Regions from separate parts of the Homo sapiens genome. Here all the other regions are linked to region 3. The links are chromatin contacts, found by Hi-C or POLR2A ChIA-PET in ENCODE. All regions are on one chromosome and are shown on one strand. The core of a region is the stretch at or near the end of the contact, and the rest is flanking DNA. Distances in the headings are between cores, read along the strand shown. Region 1 holds the start of MAPRE2 (microtubule associated protein RP/EB family member 2). Region 2 holds the start of RPRD1A (regulation of nuclear pre-mRNA domain containing 1A). Region 3 holds the start of PIK3C3 (phosphatidylinositol 3-kinase catalytic subunit type 3). Region 4 holds the start of DYM (dymeclin). Region 5 holds the start of INO80C (INO80 complex subunit C).

What was found. A loop is a pair of places that touch in the nucleus more often than their neighbours do. ChIA-PET counts read pairs that join two places held with the same protein, here RNA polymerase II (POLR2A). Pooled maps may share reads with other maps.
Region 1: a map of CD8-positive, alpha-beta T cell shows a loop between it and region 3 (10-fold over the local background). The contact joins the promoter of MAPRE2 here to the promoter of PIK3C3 in region 3. A Hi-C loop is called at or near these places in 2 of 168 maps with a recorded cell type or tissue (CD8-positive, alpha-beta T cell and naive thymus-derived CD4-positive, alpha-beta T cell) and 9 of 50 pooled maps. POLR2A ChIA-PET finds 5 or more read pairs at or near these places in 1 of 52 experiments (activated CD8-positive, alpha-beta memory T cell).
Region 2: a map of CD8-positive, alpha-beta T cell shows a loop between it and region 3 (8-fold over the local background). The contact joins the promoter of RPRD1A here to the promoter of PIK3C3 in region 3. A Hi-C loop is called at or near these places in 1 of 168 maps with a recorded cell type or tissue (CD8-positive, alpha-beta T cell) and 9 of 50 pooled maps. POLR2A ChIA-PET finds 5 or more read pairs at or near these places in 1 of 52 experiments (activated T-cell).
Region 4: a pooled map shows a loop between it and region 3 (22-fold over the local background). The contact joins the promoter of DYM here to the promoter of PIK3C3 in region 3. A Hi-C loop is called at or near these places in 4 of 50 pooled maps.
Region 5: a loop to region 3 is called in a map of CD8-positive, alpha-beta T cell, with 14 times the contacts of the local background. The contact joins the promoter of INO80C here to the promoter of PIK3C3 in region 3. A Hi-C loop is called at or near these places in 5 of 168 maps with a recorded cell type or tissue (B cell, CD4-positive, alpha-beta T cell, CD4-positive, alpha-beta memory T cell and 2 more) and 10 of 50 pooled maps. POLR2A ChIA-PET finds 5 or more read pairs at or near these places in 1 of 52 experiments (CD4-positive, alpha-beta T cell).

The regions. Positions count from the first base shown.
Region 1 is chr18:35,040,141-35,042,840 of GRCh38, reverse strand. MAPRE2 (microtubule associated protein RP/EB family member 2) reads right to left here and starts at 1,428. Exons shown (of 7, transcript NM_014268.4): 1 at 1,180-1,428. The coding sequence starts at 1,301. RefSeq lists an enhancer at 1,319-1,468.
Region 2 is chr18:36,066,216-36,068,915 of GRCh38, reverse strand. RPRD1A (regulation of nuclear pre-mRNA domain containing 1A) reads left to right here and starts at 1,357. Exons shown (of 7, transcript NM_018170.5): 1 at 1,357-1,662. The coding sequence starts at 1,512. RefSeq lists enhancers at 1,178-1,407, 1,119-1,634, 1,518-1,657.
Region 3 is chr18:41,953,806-41,956,505 of GRCh38, reverse strand. PIK3C3 (phosphatidylinositol 3-kinase catalytic subunit type 3) reads right to left here and starts at 1,272. Exons shown (of 25, transcript NM_002647.4): 1 at 1,147-1,272. The coding sequence starts at 1,214. RefSeq lists an enhancer at 1,315-1,494.
Region 4 is chr18:49,459,276-49,461,975 of GRCh38, reverse strand. It overlaps DYM (dymeclin), which reads left to right and starts at 1,331. Exons shown (of 18, transcript NM_001353214.3): 1 at 1,331-1,578. RefSeq lists a silencer at 1,353-1,932.
Region 5 is chr18:35,496,560-35,499,259 of GRCh38, reverse strand. It overlaps INO80C (INO80 complex subunit C), which reads left to right and starts at 1,300. Exons shown (of 5, transcript NM_194281.4): 1 at 1,300-1,541. The coding sequence starts at 1,386. RefSeq lists enhancers at 1,123-1,392, 1,743-1,862, 2,133-2,282.

The sequences.
Region 1 (2,700 bases), core at 179-2,678, 6.9 Mb after region 3:
CACACACAATATTCTACCCATAATACCATCTGAATGTTTAGATGACGGCTCTAAAAAGGAAAAAAAGAGTTATTTCCTGTTGCTCATCAGCTGAGAGGATGCGCTTTAGAGGTATGTGTGCTCTGCCTCAAAGCAAAAGCATTGTTAGCGTTTATCAAGGTAACATTTAAAAATAACTACCCCAGTACAAAAGAACTTCAGAGGAAATATGACCGAAGCTATCAGTCTCCCTTCAAGTCTGGCCTTGAGCTGCATAAGACTCTAGCTGCATTCTCCATTACATTGTTATCCTTATCAAACAATGCAAACAATTTTAATGAGCTTATCTACTGGAACATATTGCCAGATATGTTAATGTAAAAATGATGCCAACCGTACAGGCCAACTCATTAATCAAAAGGCTCACAATACAATGACCAAGATCAGTCCCATCCTCAAAACAGACCTCAGCAAAAGACCAGGAATCACCTTCCTACTGTAAATAAGAAGGAAAGGCTCCCCCACCCAAGCGGTGGCCATAAACTCCTTAGAAAATGCATAACAGCGCCCAGTTTTTTTCAAGTCCTTTGCAGTCCAGTCTCTTTCTAATAAACCTAGGGTTCTATGGAGAAAATTTTGGTGAATGTCTGACACTATCACCTCTGCTGTCAATCCCTGCACCAATCAGCGAGCAGAATTCTTACAAAGCTCCATCAATCTGGCGGTTTAACATCACAGACTGCAGCTTAATCTAGAGGATTCCATCTTTCCTGCACACTCTCCAGGTTAAGCGCAAACGTTTTTCTCCCCACCCTCCCGTTTTCTGCCTTTTGGCACTGCTACCTAATGGCTCCTTTAAAATCTAAAAGGGAAGGAGGAAAGGAAGTGCTACTGCCTGTCTCCCTTTGGACAGCGGGGGAAAACAGCATGCATTTTTATCAGTGTGGAAGGAAAGAGATGGAGGGAGACCCCTCGAAGGCAGCAAACCTATTCACAAAATGCTTTCCATCTGCAGTCGCGGAGCCTCAATGCAAACCCAACATGACACATGGAAACAGATACCAAATAATCACAACCGCCTTCACAAATGCATGCCTGCAGCAGGGGTCGCAGGCAGTGTCTGCTCCATTATATAACGGGCTGGATTTCCGCGCGCCCTCACGGCGGTCCCCGGCGCTGCTCTCGTGCCAGCCCCATTACCTGTAGGAACGCTCCCCGCGCACTGTGTGCTTCCGGAAAGGAATGATGGTCCCGTTATTATCCTGGATGATGTCGTTGTTGTTCTCGCCATTTGGGGACAGGGTTTGGGTCGGCCCAGGCATTGGCGCACTCCCGAGAAGGGGAACAAACCGCTGTGGGCTGGCTGGTGAGGAAGGTGGCTGCGTCTTCCCGCTCGCTCGCCTGCTCCGCACGGACCGTGCCTGCCGCCTGCTCGCTCACTGCCTTCTCCCAGCTCTCGCTCGCGCCCCGCCCTCCTGCGGCCCCGCCCTCTGGCAGCTGACGTCAGAGCGCCGGCAGCAGCACCCTGGTCACGTGGCCAGCCTGTTGCCATGGCAACCCGCTAACTCATCACCTCGCCTCAATTCGCACAGGGTCGCGGCGTGACCACGCCAGCAGCTCCAGGCAGGCACCGGGGCAGGCCTACATCTGGCATGTAAAACCCCAGGCCACCCTGCAGCCCCCCTCGCAGACTCGCCTTGTCTGAAAACCAGCTCTTCCTCTAACCATTTCCTTTCCGACCCGTGCTGCCACTGCAGCTGTGTACACAAAAGAACGATTCATGCAAAGGGGTGTGGGAGACCCTTTAACTCCTTCAATACCAAGTTTTTATGCCATGACAATTAAACTTGGTCAGGTTTCAGAAAAACCTAAAAAGGACCTGGTGGCCAGCTTGTAGAAAAGGTATCAGACTAAGGTTAAAATTTCTGCCTTTCTCCCTTTCTCCAAATAGCAGCAACCATCTCCCCAAAAACAAGCCAAAAAGCTAAAAACCTACAAGGAAGCTGTATTTCCTTCTAATCAATGTAGCCTTTAATAATGTGAGGATTAAAGATGGCAAATTAAGAGATCATCTGTACAAAGGAATCCCCAAAGAGGGTTTTTCTTTTAAAAAAAGATAACCACCATTTTACCAGTTACCCAAAACCCTCCAATTCAAATTCTTTATGCTGCCTCCTGATACAGATCATTAATTCATTGACATTTATTCTATTTCCATTTGAATTACAAAAGTGATCACCTCACTTAGTATTTGAAAGTGCTTAACATTCAAGCTGTTCTATATCCTTGCAATACCGCTTTCAAATATATTGGCTATGTGACAGATACTATTATTATTCCCATTTTAAAGATGAGTAAACTAGTAAGATTAAGTAAACTGCTTAAGGTCACACAGCTAGGAGTGGTGAACTGGAGCTTCCAAGTGACATGGTTTTATCAATGTGACTGGACAGTAATGATCTGTAATGTGAGCTCAATAAATATTATAAATCAAGGTAAGAATCAAGTACTTCCAAGATGACTGTTGTGAAAAGATAACTGTGAACAGAATTGCTAGCACTGTGCAGTCTACGGATTAGATTATAAACTGAAAAGACCCTGCATATGTTCAGTACTGTCCTCCAGAGAGGAGAGATTTTTTTTTTATTATTATTTTTTAGAGGCAGAGTCTCGCTCTGTCACCCAGGCTGGAGTGCAGTGGCGCAATCTCAGCTCACTGCA
Region 2 (2,700 bases), core at 108-2,607, 5.9 Mb after region 3:
AAATTTTAGAATATGATGGTGTATGCATTAGATTAACAATGAGATTTCTGTAATTAATTTTTAACTATATAAGTAATATATTCACGTATTCTTTTTGTAAAAATGAAAACAATATGGACACAATTTAAGGGCTCCAATTCTGATCCTCTCCCTGAGACCAGTATTCATGTGGTGTGTATTCCTCCAAACCTTTGCCATGAGTTTACGTACTTGTGAACCCATATGAACTACATACCTTTAAACAAGAAGTGGTATACTATACTTTTGCTTCTGTAATTAAAAAAAAATCCAGCTGGGCATGGTGGCTCACACCTGTAATCCCAGCATTTTGGGAGGCCAAGGTGGGAGGAATGCTTGAGCCCAGGAATTCGAGGTTGCAGTAAGCTGTGATCATGGCACTGAACTCCAGTCTGGGTGAGAGTGAGGCCCTCTCTCAAAAAGAACCTCATAAAAACCCACTCAAACCCTTCCAAATCCACCATATCTTGGATTAATCCATATTTTAAACTGCTGCATGTATTATGGAATATAGACGTATCTGTGTAGACTGCAACAGTGAATGTTCCAATTTTTCACTGTTACTGTGTTGGACTGAACACCTAGAATAAGCTTCCTGGTGCAAACATGCTGGTGTTTTTTCCAGCACTGACAGCAATTAGTGAAATTGCTAGGAAAGAGTATTCTTATAATTTTTAAATTTTTATTCATTTTTCATTTTTGTGGGTACATAGTAGGTGTATATATTTATGGAGTACATAAGATATTTTGGTACAGGCATGGCAATGCCTAATAATCGCATTATGCAAAGTTGGGTATCCATCCCTTTAAGCATTTATCCTTTGTGTTACAAACAATCCAATTATCCTTTTAGTTATTTTAAAATGTACAATTAAATTATTACTGACTCTAGTCCCCTGTCATGCTATCAAATACTAGGTCCTATTTATATTTAGTCCTTCTATTAGTCCTTCTATTTAGCCCTCCCCCACTACCCTTCCCAGCCTCTGGTCACCATCCTATACTCTATTTAGGAAGGTGTATTTTTAACCGTAATTGGTCATGCAAATAGTCTTTAAAGTGCCTGCCCCAATTTATACCAGTTTACATGCCTATGTAGAGATCTGTAATCACTGCTTCTTTGACAGAGTTTCCATTAAGGAGGGTTCAGGCCTGGCAAACTCCCACCATGCCTCTGAGAGTAACCCAGGCATCACGCCCCTGTCCGCCTCCCCTGCACTTGTTTCGACTCCGCCCCTTCCGCCTGGCGGTTCCACTTCTCGGCCGCGCGTTTTCCCAGGGCTTGCAGCGGGAGGGGCGGGGCGTGGGTCCCTGTGACGTCACTGCCGGCCGGACGCCATCTTGCTGGTTTGCGGCCGGTCTTGGATGAAGCGGCGGCCGTGGTGAGAGCGTGGGGAAGGGTGGGGTGAGGGGGCGAGGCCGCAGCTAGGGCGGCGAAACTCTCCTCCCCTCGGCCCCACCGCGTGGGACGGCGTGAACGTGGTGTCGGAGGGATGTCAGCCTTCTCTGAGGCGGCGCTGGAGAAGAAGCTGTCGGAGTTGAGCAACTCGCAGCAGAGCGTGCAGACCTTGTCCCTGTGGCTCATTCACCACCGTAAACACTCGCGTCCCATCGTCACCGTGTGGGAGCGGGAGCTGCGGAAAGGTGAGTCAACCGCTTATGTCGGCCGCTTCCCACCACCCGGCCGGCCTCCAGGCGCCCCCGGGAACCCCGTTTCTCCAGCGCCCCCGGCTTCCCGGCGTCGGGATGCCAGCGCGCGGTGGTCTGCGGGCTTGGAGGAGCTGCGTGCACCACGCTTCTGCAAAGTCTGGGCTTAGATATTTATTGAATAAAGGAATGAATAATTAAAAAAGAAAACTCCGGTTAGCTTAACACGGAAACAGTAGCAGGGGGTTGGGACTCCACACCCAATTAGGGCCAGAAATTCAGGTGGTCAGGTATTTTTTTCATTCTGTGAATGATAATGGAGGATAAGGGAGGGAGAAGGTAGGGGAGTGGAAAGAAAAAGATTGGTGTGGGTTTGGGAGTTACTTCCGTCATTTCTGTAACGCAGCAACTTATTCTTGTGAAATTAATAGAGGAATAGTTTTAGAAGTCTAATATAAGAAGATGGGTAATGCAGTGGAAAAGACTCTGAATTTGTAGATTTTAGAGGGTCTCAATTGGGCAAGTTTCTTATAACTTCTGCGTTGCAGATGCCTTACCTGAAAAGGAGAGATTTAGAGTAAGTCACCTAAAGTCCTTTCCTATTCTATGATTATATGCCCTAATGCAGTGTCTTTGTTTTGCAAAACATTTGATAGTGTTCCTGTAAATGAAGTAAACTTTTTTGAGATGTCTGTCACTAAAATATTCAGAATCAGTTCATGTATGCAGAGCAACTTTGTAAAAAATTATCCTAGTGCGACTGAAAATAAAAAATTTCATTTGCTTAGTCTGAGCTTGTACTTTAATTCTTAATTCATTGGGTAGAGTGGACACTCTTCATTATTGTTGCAAACATCCTGATGGATATGATGGTTTTTTATCAAGTGTTAAAGGTTTTAACCGTTATTAATCAAAATAGACGCTTGCTTACTGAACCTTGTGAAAGCTATATGATGTATGTACGTAACAGCCAAAATGTGAGCCAAAATGTTGGCTGTATATAATGGAGACAATCTGTCCTTGTATATTGTTTGT
Region 3 (2,700 bases), core at 23-2,522:
CATTTCAAAAAATGCATTCATATATCCAAGAAATACTGAGCATCAAGCTGAAGGAAAGCCCTTTATCAATATTGATCCTGTATAAACTACTAGTGGTGTATGCTATGGAAAATACCTTAAATGAGTGTATAAAGTATCATACAAAGGTACAAGGTGGTTGTTGACATATTACTTTTACCACCACCACCACAAACTAAAAAGTAAAGTATTTGTCAGCGAATAAGGGACTTCTGAAAATAAAATGAAATGATCATTCAAAGGTACATCAGACAACTGAGAAAATTTATCTATCACTTACTGCAGGCCTTTGACCGACACATATTTGTTGAATATTAATTGAACATACACAAGAAATGTTTATTAATTATGGATGATGCTATGGTCAATAATTTGTGATAGCTTTGACAACACTCCTACATGACCACCTTAAAAGGGACATAATTTCCAACTCTGTCTTGTGCATCCCTCGTCATTATACCAGTTCTATTATCCTCATCTCAAGATATCACGCCCTTGACCTTTACTTCAGCCGTGGTGCCCCAACGTTTTCCTGCAAAGACTCTTTTCTCCTATCTTCTTGGTACCTTTGAAACTGGAACCCTCATCTTCGACTTACTCCCAACTTCCCTGACTAAACACTGCCATACTACCCAAAGATTCACTCTAGGCCTCTATCACCTCCCGTGCTAATACACCATGTGCTCATCTTATTCTCAACTATCGCATCTGCCTGTGTCTACCTCTCCATAATTTCTGAAGCCTTCATTCCACCCTACAAGCCCCGTTCCAAAATAAAGATCGTCCTCTTACTTACGACGAGACTTGATTTCTTAATTTACAATGAAATAGTAATAAACTCTCAAAAGGCTGAACAGCAAAAACTTTAAAGACTGTAAAATACAGCGGAACTTAAGGGCTATTCCTACTGCTGTGCTTCTCACGGAGACCACGTATTAAATCCTTTTCCAAAAGAGCCCCTCTCCACGATCCACTCTCTCGCGCCTCCCTGGCTACAGCCCTCACAGCCGCCCCCAATCTGGGCCTTGAGACGAGTCACGTACTTTCTGCCTCTCACTCCCAACAGGCCCCTGCCCCCACGTCCCTACGCCCCAGCAATCCCACTCCCTGTCCCGAGTGTTCTCTTACATCTTAAGCTGGACGTTGATATCCAGGTCACAACTATAGATGTAGTGAAACTTCTCTGCTTCCCCCATCGCACCGTCTGCAAAGGTACCACCTACAGCGGGAACTTAGGTACAGGAAAAACAACATAAATGAACCAGCTGAGCCCCACAACACGGAACTTCCGGTTCCGCCCCCGCCAGCAAGCCGCCAATCCACGCCCGGAGCGAGTTCCGACGCGGCGGAACTCCCCGCCGAAACAACCCTTCCGCGCATGTGCACAAGGCGCCCACCATCTTGCTTAAGGGCAAATGTATACGGGAAACGGCTAATCTGGTTACATTCCAGTTTTCCTGTCTTGACAGCACTTTTTTTTTTTTTTAAAGAAAAAGAGACGCTATCATTTGAGCTTGAGCTGTACCTAAAACAATACGAAAGAAAATTCAATTCAAAAAGAATTATAACAGCTTTCACTGGCTGCCGGCTAAACAGGTTACAAGCACAAAAATTGGAATTTTGCCAGGTTTAAATTCCAGTGGCCTTCCCAAAAAGTGTAGCACTAATTTGCTATCTCAAGCAAGGATTTTCTCTTTCTGCTCTAAAGAGTAGGGAAAGGACTAAATAGAGAATAAATAAATCTGGGTTTCATGTTTGGTGTTGTCAGTATTCATGCTACTTTGGACATAATACTTGCGTGCATGTTTAAACTGGGAATATTCAAATTCAATGTAGTTTCAAGCCCTAACCCAAGTTAGAATCTAGAGGCCTCCTGTAATAACTACAGAACACAGATCTCTAAACCCTCTGAGCTCCTATAATGTTTGTTTTTATAATTATTATAATCTAAAATTGTAATACTCCCTTCCAATTAGATTGAAAACTCTTGGAAGGTAAGACCAGTGTGCCATTTACTTCCGTGTCTTGCCCCGCTAGCTGTCTAATGCATTGCTGAGTTTAATACTTCCTACTTACTGGTTATTAATGATGATATTGAATGAAAGTCTCCATTTTCTATGCCTTTATTTCTTTTTTTTTTTTTTTTTTGAGATGGAGTTTTGCTATTGTCGCCCAGGCTGGCACCATCTCGGCTCACTGCAACCTCCATCTCCTGGGTTCAAGCGATTCTCCTGCATCAGCCTCCCAAGTAGCTGGGATTACAGGCACCCGCCACCCAGTCAGGCTAATTTTTGTATTTTTAATAGAGATGGGGTTTCACCATGTTGGCCAGTCGGGTCTCAAACTCCTAACCTCCAGTGATCTGCCTGCCCTGGCCTCCCAAACTGCTATGTCATTTCTTTTTTTTTTTTTTTTTTTTTTTTTGAGACAGAGTCGCTCTGTTGCCCAGGCTGGAGTGCCCGTCTCTCTGTTGCCCAGGCTGGAGTGCAGTGGCGCGATCTCGGCTCACTGCAAGCTTCACCTCCCAGGTTCATGCCATTCTCCTGCCTCAGCCCCCCAAGTAGCTGGGACTTCAGGTGCCCGCCGTCACGCGCGGCTAATTTTTTGTATTTTTTAGTAGAGTCAGGGTTTCACCGTGTTAGCCAGGATGGTCTCGATTTCCTGACCTCGTGATCCGCCCTC
Region 4 (2,700 bases), core at 82-2,581, 7.5 Mb before region 3:
CCAACCACTCCCAGCTAATTTTTGTATTTTTTGTTGAGACAGTGTATCGCTATGTTGCTCAGGCTGGTCCTTCCGAACTCCTGGGCTCAAGTGATCCTCCCACCTTAGCCTCCCAAAGTATTGGGATTACAGGCATAAGCCACAGGGCCCAGTCTACTTTGGGTTTTAATATGTTTTCCTGTCATAATTCTGCAAGCTCAGTGAATTTACTGGCAGTCTATGCTAGAAAAGAATACCTAATATTTGTATAGTACTTTACAGAGTACACTGGCACATATTGACTATATAATGGGAATAACGGTGCTATCTGTTCCATAGGGTCATTTTGCGAAATAATAGTGCATGGCAAATAGAAAATAATCCATAATGTGAATTGTTATTACTACAGTCATGTCAACATTTCCTGTAATGGCAGAATCATCATCATGCATATATTTTAGGTGAGGAAACTGGCTGAGAGAGGTGAAGTAATTGCTCAAAGACGTCAGTGTGGAAACCTCAGCTCATTTGACTTCAAATTCCATAGTTTTGGCACTATCTCATATTGCTACTCTTTCCCGTGGGACCTGTCCTTTCCGACAACTTTGCAGGCAGGGCTAGCCCTGCCAGCTGCCTCCATCAAAAATTATTTTGCTATTTCTCAATTCTCCAGAATCCCACACAATATTGCTTGACTTTGGGATGGTTATTCAGCTGCAATTAACAGAGGCCTTAATAAGGTTAAGCCGCCAGAACGAGCGGTGTAGCATGAGCGAGGACTCTAGCACCTGGCAGGTGAGGTTGACTCTAGCACCCGGCAGGTGAGGTTTTTGCGCTTCTCTCTCTCTCTCTTTTTTTTTTTTTGAGAAGAGTCGAGCTCTGTCGCAAGGCTGGAGTGCAGTGGCCCGATCTCGACTCACTGCAATCTCCGCCTCTCGGGTTCAAACGATTCTCCTGCCTCAGACAGCTACTTTTTGACTCACTGCAATCTCCGCCTCTCGGGTTCAAACGATTATCCTGTCTCAAACAGCTACTTTTTGTATTTTTAGTGGAGACGGGGTTTCACCATGCTGGCCAGGATGGTCTCGATCTCCTGACCTCGTGATCCGTCCACCTCGGCCTCCTAAAGTGCTGGGATTACAGGCGTGAGCCACCGCGCACGGCTGTTTTTGCGCTTCTCGATTTCGCCACGTGGCTTTGCGGTAGCCCAGGAGGTACTAGGAGGGCGGAGGCACGAATAACACCCAAAGGACTACAGTTTCCAGAAGCCCGCGCGCGCCGCGTGCCACGTGACCACCTGGCTGGCGCGCGCGCCTGGGGGTCTGGTCCCTAGCCGCGTTCTCGGTCGCTTCCCTCTTCTCTCGCCGCCTCCTGGCCTCCGCACCGACGCGGCCCGGGCTGGAGCCGAGCCGGGGCCGAGCTGCAGGCCGGACCGGAGCCGGATCTGTACCCGCTGAGACGTGGAAACATGGAGGCCTGAGCCGGTGTGCGCCACCTGGGCTGCGGCGGCGACAGCGACTTCTCCTGACCCCTCTGCCACCCTCCCATCCGTCCGCGGGTCCGTGGAGCTGGAGCAGATCCCCCAGCCGGCTGAGACAGGTGGGCTGTAGCGCCGCCCCCCTCAGCGCGGCCGGGCCCGAAAGCCTGGCTGTCCCCGGCCTCCTGTCAGAGGGGGTCAGGGGCCACCCTCCGCAACCCGGCCAGCGCCCCGGGGCGGCGGCGAAGGGACCCTCCCTTCCCTGCCCGCGGGCGCCTGGGCCACCCGGAGGGGCTGTGCTGACAGCGGACGGACCTCTGTCCGAGTCCGCTGTTGGGAGTTGGGGGATACCGAAGGCCAAGTCGGTGCTTCCGGAGATGGGGCGGTGTTGGTCTGACAAATGGGCGTGTGATGGGCAGGGTGAGCAATAGCTGTTGGGTTTTTCTTTCTTCTTTTTACATTCATAGTTTATCGAGGTATAACTAACATATCAGAAAATTAACCCTTTAAAAGTACAACTCAGTGGTTTTTAGTATATTCACAGGGTTGAGCAGCCATCACCACCCTTAACTCCAGAGCATTTTTAATCACCGCCCCCCCCGCCCCAAAGAAGCTCGTACCCATTAGCAGTCACTCCTCCTTCTCTCCCCTACACTATTGATCTACTTTCAGTCGCCGTGGATTTGCCTGAGCAATTGTGTTTTGACTGAAAAGTGAAAGGGTGGGTGTTTGTGAACTGGGGGCAGTAGTGGGGTTTGAGGGTATTGGTGTGGTAAAGCTGATTGGATAAAGCTGTTCTCTACTGAACAGGGGTAGAGAAGTGATGGGATGATTGTAATCGGCCAGCAAAGCGGGTACCCAGGATAGACTGATTAGGGGGCACAGATGGAGTGAGTTCCTTGAAAGAGGAGAGGGGAAGTTGGAGAGAGGGGTGTGTAGAGCAAGGGTGATGTGCTGAAGGATGAAAACCTGGAGGGTGGAGGCCGTGGAGAGGAATGTAGCGTCCACCAGAGGAACTCAGGTGCTTAGGCTGATGAGTTGAGGGCTCAAGAGAAGAACGAGGTGGAAGGGAAGAGAATCTATAGGAATGGGTGAATGGTTGTTGCAGAGGATGAAATTTATGAATATATGGATTTCTGGAGTGATTATCCTGCTTTGAAGTTTTATTTTAGATAATCCTCTCAGCAACTTGGAGATAGACCGGACAAGTATGAATATTCCCATTCTGTAAATGAAGAACTAGT
Region 5 (2,700 bases), core at 51-2,550, 6.5 Mb after region 3:
TGTCAGTAACAATATTGCAAGTTTCCCTAACTGCTCCTTCTCTCTCACCTCTAAGTCATTGTGCAGCCTGTTTATTTCAAATATCAAGACTCATATACATCAACTTCCTGTATTCAAACATAGTAGCTTCCACCAATCACTGCAGGGAGTTAGTTCATTCGTTAAATACATCATTAAAAATACTTATAATGCACCAATGACTTGCAAGGTACTGTGATTGGGGGGACTGATAAGTTAACAAGACATAACTGACCCTTCCCTCATACAGATTACATTCTAGCAGGAGCCAAAAAAGACATTAACCATCCGATTATAAATCATTTAGTTATATGATGTCGCAAAGGTTCTGTAAAAATATAGGGTAGAATGAGGCAAAGAACAAGGCGGGTAGGGGGACTCAGGTTCCTAAATAGGTTTTAGTAGATCTGTGACCTCCCTGAAATCTGTAAAATTTTGTCTGTGTCTGTATACATTTAATGGGGTGGTGGGGAGGTGGGGGTGTGCGGCAGGGATAGGAAGCACAGATTCCATGCTCAAGAGTCTGTGAATCCTAAGAGATTAAGAACCGGCCGGGCGTGGTGGCTTACGCCTGTAATCCCAGCACTTAGGGAGGCCGAGGCGGGCAGATCACCTGAGGTCGGGAGCTCGAGACCAGCCTGACCAACATGGAGAAACCCCGTCTCTACTAAAAATACAAAATTAGCCGGGCATGGTGGCACATGCCTGTGATCCCAGCTACTCGGGAGGCTGAGGCAGGAGAATCGCTTGAACCCGGGAGGCGGAGTTTGCAGTGAGCCGAGATCGCGCCATTGCACTCCAGCCTGGACAACAAGAGCGAAACTCCGTCTCAAATAAAAGAAAAAAAAAAAGGGAGAGATTAAGAACCACTCTACCCTTCATGTCCATTTGGGCGCTATTTATATACAAACCTTTTCCGCGTGGGAAGGCAGGGAGGGATAGAGGGAGAAGCCAGTAGCTTGGCGGTCTACTGAGAACGACCCCAGCTTTAGGCTTACAGACATCAAAAGTAATCACTCTTCTATATGAGAAAAGACAACACGCTCATTAATTTTTTAAAACGTAGTTACTTAAAAAGATTGGGAGATTTTCTATTCCTCTATCAATGGGGATTTCCAGGCACGTGCCCCACCCAAGGCCCACGCCCAGAGCGCCCGAGTGGCAGGACAACGCCCGCTGACATCTTCCCGTCCCGACGGCACAGGCTACTCCGAGCTCCGCCTTTTAGATTGCACCGAGAGAAGCCAGCTACAGCTTGGAGTCCAGGCCGGGTTTTCAAGCATCAAGACGGAAGTAACAGCGGAAAGGAAGTTCCAAGGCCCGCGCTGGGAAAAAGGTGGGGGGACCAGGGGAAGACTCGGAGTGCGATGGCGGCGCAAATTCCAATTGTGGCCACCACTTCCACTCCCGGAATAGTCCGGAACAGCAAGAAGAGGCCGGCCAGCCCTTCCCACAATGGCAGCAGCGGCGGGGGCTATGGCGCCAGTAAGAAGAAAAAAGCGTCCGCTTCCAGCTTTGCGCAGGTACGCAGTCGCGCTCCCAGGCTGCGCGTGCGCGTCGCGAAACGGGACTTGGCGGGGCGGAGCCGAGCCAGGGCGCGTGCGTAATGTGGGGCGCTGCGCGTGCGGTCTCCGTTGGGGTTGAAAGACGCTGCCCCGCGGAGTGAATGACTACTCTTTCCCTTCGTTTGGACACATGGGCTTACAACGCCTTGTGTTGTAAGGAGAGAAGAAGAAGTAGGGAGGTTATTACTGACTTAGTATTAATAGAAGGACTGCCTCTTCCCCTCGAGGTCGCCTTTAGCATGAGGTTCAGGACTAATGAGTGTCAGTCATTCAGAAATTTGCGTGTCTTCCCCTCGTCCATTCTGCAGACATCTACCCAGTGTCTTTGAGGCGCATAGCGCTGTAATGTCCTGCATGGATGAATACAAGATGTATTGATAAGTATGCTTTCTCTCATCCTGAGAAAAGTGCTTTTTTGACCCTGGGTTTCCCAATCCAAAGGCAGGTTTGGTCTTAACTCATGGGCTTGTTAAGGTTATGAAGTAATGAGTGTAAAGGCACTGAGCTCAGCGCCTGGCTCAGACGTCAGGGCCTCTGAACAATCTAGGTTCCGTAATTCCAGCAATGAATTTTCAGCAGGGAGTGGCTTGATTAGTGTTTTCTCTGGCTCCTGCATTTTATTCAAAGCAAAAAAGCAGAGATAGAGTGTGTTACTTTGTGCTCCTCAGCATATGGTGTGACACCACCGTTCACCCAGTCAGTCAGTGGCTGTTCTAGAAATCTTGTTCCTTCTTCTGTAGGTGATTGGTAGTGCTTTTTATTTTAACCTTTTAATATTAAATACTTTGCTATAGTAAGATTTACACAGAGTACAATGCACAAATTTTCAAGAATACTGGCTGAACCACAGATCTTCAAGAATCCTGTCTCACGCCTGTATCCCAGCACTTTGAGAGGCCAAGGTGAGAGGATTGCTTGAGGACAGGAGTTCGAGACCTGCTCCCCAACCCCCATCCAAATTTACAAATAGCTGGGCGTGATGGTGCACGCCTTTAGTCCCAACTACAAGAGCATCACTTAAGCCCAAGATTTCAAGGTTACAGCGAGCTATGATCGTGCCATTGCAGTCCAGCTTGGGCAACAGAGTGAGCCTATCGCAAACAAAACAAAACAAAAC